Linked DNA regions of Homo sapiens: region 2 is linked to region 1. The links are chromatin loops, found by intact Hi-C in ENCODE. Cell type or tissue: HepG2. All regions are shown on one strand. Links, peaks and the distances in the headings refer to the core of each region. The heading gives the core; the rest is flanking DNA.

What was found. Hi-C counts contacts between places; a loop is a spot of excess contacts. Peaks named below come from ENCODE experiments on the same cell type or tissue, not always from the same donor. Only the 100,000 strongest peaks of a DNase experiment are listed, where the experiment ranks them.
Region 2: a loop joins it to region 1, with 6 times the contacts of the local background. A loop is called at or near these places in 3 of 110 quality-filtered maps.

Annotation. Positions count from the first base shown.
Region 1 is chr13:30,111,692-30,114,493 of GRCh38, forward strand. No RefSeq gene overlaps it. Among named protein-coding and RNA genes, the nearest start is that of LINC00365, 4.2 kb to the left of the region's middle. In HepG2, for the core only: CTCF peaks have their summits at 330 (motif pointing right) and 1,456; a DNase peak (open chromatin) is centred at 1,450; H3K4me3 peaks cover 1,866 bases.
Region 2 is chr13:29,712,489-29,715,290 of GRCh38, forward strand. No RefSeq gene overlaps it. Among named protein-coding and RNA genes, the nearest start is that of SLC7A1, 120 kb to the left of the region's middle. In HepG2, for the core only: a CTCF peak has its summit at 1,542; no DNase peak of the experiment used is centred there.

The DNA of each region.
Region 1 (2,802 bases), core at 237-2,736:
TTCTCACTTCAGAAAGAAGGAAACGGAGGCTCAAAGAGTTCAGCTATGAATCCCACTTTGCTTGGACAGTGATTCAAACAAAGGCTTGCTGGGAAGAGCCAGCCCCTCAAAAGGCTGACAGAAGAGAGTTTAATGAAGAGATGATTTACAGAGGCCTGGGGAGGCATAAACAAACTAACTAGGGATGGCAGAGCTGGAAGCCGTTTCACCCTGAAGCCTGAAGGGGCAAAGGCAGAAAGCGGTGTTCTAGCAAACCAGGGAGAGCTAGCAGCAGGGCATGGGGCTGCCTAACTGGAGCTGGGGCCCCAGAAGGACCCACCACTGCCAGCAGGGGGAGAACAGAAGAGACACCCTCACTTCTCTCCCTTCCATCCAATGGCCAAGCCCAGCTAAGAAGCAAGAGGGCAAGAGAGGGGAACAGGGACTGGAGCAGGTCACAAAGAACAGCTTCTAGGGGTCTGCACAGGGCAGAGAAGGACGAAGAACGAATGGGGACGGGAAATAGCTGGAGACCATGCAGCACGAATGGTGAAACATGGAGCCAGGATTGGGAATCACTGCACAATCCAGCTTTTCCCAGTGAATATAAGAGTGCAGAGCACTCAGTGTTAAAAGATAAGCCTGATGTGACTCTGGACCCCGCAGACTAAAGACAGTATGGACGGTTCAGGAGAACATTTTCAAGTAATGCATAAACCATCTGTTGTCCTGCCCTTTCCTTTGTACACTAAGGTGGAGGAGACATCGCTGTAACCTACAGCCTCCCTCTCCCAACCTGGCAATACCCCAGGGGAACAAATGAATGAGAAGCTGTGGGAGTCATTTCTGTAGCCATTTCTCCCATCCTGATGCCGCACGGCTCCAAACCCAGAACTAAATTAAGATGCAGCGCCACAGTTCTTGGCCTGGGAAATTTGGCATAATAAGCATTCCAGGTCACAAGCACCTTTTCATCTTCTTCTCTGCGGAAGCCCCTCTTTTTCCAACATTATGTCATACAACTCAATTGACACGGTCCCCCGCCTACAGACATGCCGGTGTATTCAGCAGAGACGTGAGACTTTGCTCAGCCACTGCAGAGGGAGAGCCTGCACCTGGGAGGCAGGGAGCCCTGCAGGAACGAGGGGAGGAAGAGATTAGGAAGCACGTGCTCTCCTAAAGAGAACAGCCACTGAAGATGTCTAACAGAAAAACGAGAGCTCCTGGTAATAATCACTTTAGCATCGATCAATTATAATTCCTCGATTAGATCACATACTGCTCATTACCATTAAAAAACAAAACAAAACAAAACCCTGACTTTTCCATTAGAGTCAGAGCAGTAGGTTTCATTTTGATTGAAAAACTCCAACTTCAAGAATGAATGAACGCATTCCAGCCGAATCAAAGCCTGAGCTGAGGCTGCAGACATTTTGTTTCCTCCCTGCCTCTACCCGGGGCGTCATCTAGCGTCCGCCCTTAGGTACTACACTCTCCTGCCAACGTAAGCCTTTTACTCCAGAGTTGGTTTCAGTAGAAAATCATGAGACCTGACAGGAGAAAAAAAAAAACTGGCCTCAATGATAGATATTTTTCAAAAGCGGTTGAGCAATAAAGACTTCCCATTTATTGGATTTCACACATGATTTTGCTTGAGCCAAACCAAAGACTCATGACTCCTAAAAAACAATGAATAGACAGAGTACAGAGTGCTTGGGCATTTTTCTCAGGGCTCTCTGTTCTTCGGAAAGATGTTTATGTGCAAAAATAAAAACCTGACTGATTTACATACGGAATAGGAACACACATTTTTCAAGGTGTGGTATCTTACAAGTAACATTTATTTGGACCCCTCTTAGGGCTGAATTTTACCCCTCTCCCCACCCCCCCCCAAAAAATCCTGTTGCCGTCTAGTGCCTCAGAATGTAACTGTATTTGGAGATAAGAGCTTTACAGAGTTAATTAAGTTAAGATGAGGTCTTAGAGTAGGCCCTAATCCCATCTGACTGGTGTCCTCATACAAAGAGGAAATCTGGACATAGACAAGTGCATGCACAGAGGAAAACCCATGTGAGCACACAGCAAAAGGCAGCCAAGGAGGCCCTGGAGAAACACGCCCGGACTACATCTTTATCTCGGACGTCCAGCCTCCAGAACAGTGAGAACATCTATGTCTGTTGTCTAAGCCACCCAGTCTATGATATTATACTATGCCTAGCAAACTGATATACCCCCCAAACTCCCCCCACCCCCTAAGCTGGGCAAATGTTAGGTGACTTTGATGCTGAGAGTGCCTGAAGCAAACTCTTTATCTGCTCTTTTTGTACACAAGGACTCTTGAACCACTCTTGAACCCGGAAGTCTCTGGCAATGGCTTGGGGATCCCACTTTGCCTACTCCTCGCCCCCGTCAATAGGGGAGTTGTTATCTCTTAAACCACTCCGGGAACCTCTCCTCTCTGGGTGGAGGTTAAGGGGACTCAGTCGGGGAGTTAAGTGACAAGGGTGCCTCTGGCAGAGCCTAGGTGTGTAAGCTTTGGCAAATGACCAGGCCTCGCTGAGCCCTGATTTTGTCCTCTGTAAAATGAGAGTGATCGGATTCCTTGGAGCACGAAATGCCTTCAATGTGGGGCTTAGCACGGGTCTGGCTCACAGTAACTGCTCTCACGCTCCACTAGCCACTCCTTAGCAGGAACGTGGGCACGAGAATTCCCAAACTTCCTCGAGTCAGTGTTCAGAACCCCGCCCTCCCTTTATCTTCAAAGGAGAAGGGAGAGCAGTGGGTTACAAGGGTCAGCTTTTAAATACCCCTGCTCTCCCTTGA
Region 2 (2,802 bases), core at 60-2,559, 400 kb before region 1:
AGGGCTATCTAGGCTGGGTGTGGTGGCTCATGCCTGTAATCCCAGCACTTTGGGAGGCCAAGGCGGGTGGATCACCTGAGGGCAGGAGTTCGAGGCCAGCCTGACCAACATGGCGAAACCCTGTCTCTACTAAAAATACAAAAAATTAGCCGGGCGTTGTGGTGGGTACCTGTAATCCCAGCTACTTGGGAGGCTGAGGCAGGAGAATTGCTTGAACCTGGGAGGGAGAGGTTGCAGTGAGCTGAGATTGCACCATTGCACTCCAGCCTGGGCAACAGAGTGAGACTGTCTCACAAAAAAAGGTGGGATGGGGGGCTCTCTAATCCACTTCCAGGGGTCTTAATTCAATGAGTCCCATAAAGCCACATTTTAAACAAGCACCCAGGTGATGTCAATAGAGGGCATCTCCAACTGCCAAATGCTAGCCACCTGGTGGCATGGTCTCCCGTTATCTCCAGGCTTCTTGGCTCCAAAGACAAGTGCTCTTCACACTACCCCATAGGTTGCATGCAGACTGCTCCACCTGGTTCCCAGGTATGAAGAGTCCAATGAAAGTCCAGGGGATCGAGGAGAGGGAGGAGCCATAGAACCTGGAGGCCAGATGGAGCACTCTACACGCATCCTGTGGGCAGCATGAAGAGCCCCTGGTCAAACCTGAGGACAGAGAGGACAAAACCAGTCTCACCTTGACCGAAGTCACCCCAGAGGAGCCATTGGTTTGAAGGCCTGAGTAAGAGAAGGATCCAATGTCACCAACAATTGTCCCACCACCATAGGTTAACCCTGAAGGTCAAGCCTTCTAAAACTCCCTCTGCTTTATTCATGATCAACATTACATTAACTATATTAAATACTACAGGTAGTACATAATGAGTGTGGAATCAAAAGGAAGCCAGGCTAAACTCGTTCATAAAAAGTGCAATTTCCTCCTCTTTTTCCCCAAGGGGAACATATAGAAAGGTTTTGGTCTGGCTCTGCCAATCCTGGATTTGCCTTCTGCTTGGGCTTTCCTCAGACAGTGCATGTCTGCACCTTGAGGGACATAATATACATTTGATATTGCTTAATAAACTTTTACTCTGTGCCACAAAGTGGGGACCCTCCTTGTGGGAGGCAACAGCATGTGTGAAGACCCTGGATAAGACAGTGCTCTGATCACTTGCTCCTGAAAGTCTGTGGGGTTCACGGACTAGCAGCATCACCCGGAGCATGTTAGAAACACAGATTCTCAGCCCTCACTTCCCAAATCAGAATCTGCATTTAACAAGATGTCCAGGTGACTTGTATGAGCATGAAAAATTGAGAAGCTCTGCTTTCTTTCTCACAAACCCCTGCAAGCTCAGATTCACGGAGGCTTAAAAGGGTTACATAACTTTGGTTCCTAAAGTAATATACTTCTGGATTTTGTCTTTATGGTACGTGTGCCTCAGCCCATGCCTTTTCTTTTTCTTGTAAAGACAAGTATACAGATTTCTATTAATAAATGAATTCCAAATTAAAGTGATTTCTGAAGTCAGAGCTGGCTGTGCACTGCTGCACTCTAGTGGGGAAGATCTGGAATTGCAGGTAAATGCTGACTCCCATGCAATTCAGAAGGAATTCCTGTTAGCCAAGCCTCCTGGACTCCTCAAGGGAGTCTTTAAAAATCGTAAGCACACTTCTTACACCTCACATGCCTCATACCTAAACTGTGTCTGGGTTAATAAAATGGCTTTCAGACCTCAGGTACCTGCTGATCAGTGTTAACTTTGGACTGAAGGAACAGTCACAGTCAATGTTTCTTACTGTAGCCTTTGGGCATAAGCATTTGGCTCTCTCCGGTCCCTGCCACCTGTGAGGCTATACATGTCTCTGGTACATCAGCCTCTGCTACTCAGGGTCCTCAGCTCCATAGCAAGGGCCACTTGAGAATGACCCCTGCATTTTCAGGCTTTGACCATGGGAGAAAGCAAAATAAGAGAAATGGTTTTGCCTCACTGCCTGGGCTTGGCTGAAGTGAAGATGACTGCTTAGGCATTTCAAGGGGAATCCTCGGGGACTCTTTCCCAGGATAATTTTCAACACCCACCCCAGGGTCCCCTGGCTACCTCCCCGACCTGCCCAGCCAGAAGCAACCTCTCCTATTCCTGAGTGCTTGAAGTTCTTTGTCCTCAGCTCCTTGCACCCAGAGGTACCAGATTTACCACGAGTAATGCGAGAAGGCAGTAATCGTTCCTGCCTGCTGTCCTGTGCTTGGCAGTAAGCCTATGGGGAGCAGGGATCATCTTTGGTCACTCGGGGCAGGAGTCAATGATGTACAGAATCCTAGAGACACATTTTGTAAATGGCCAAGTCTATCCCCTTATTAAACTGCAGCCACCAGCACGCCCAGCCATAGAACTGTAAGGCCTGCAATCGCTGACACCGTGGTTGGAGGCCTCCTCTGTTGGGGAAAGCCAGTCCTCTACACTGCTCTAAATATTTGTGCATCTCCTGCCAAAGTGCTCAAGGCTGATAGGGGGTGAGTGCCCAGGATGGAGCCACCGGCTAAACTGTGACAAGATGACAGTCTTCCAGACTTGTGGCCCAACATTTCATCCAGAATAAAGCATATCTGAGATTTTACTGTCTCCCTGAAGAACAATCACATGGAGTGTGATTGATTGGTTGAAGTGTGAGCTATAAGCTGGCATGGGGCAGGCCTCACATCAGCTTCAGAGCTGGAGCTCTTGGGCCTCAACCATCAGTCCACACTAATGCCATTCTCCTGGGCTTCCCAGCTGTCCTATCGAAGAGTGAGGAACCCCGTGGACTTCCCTATTC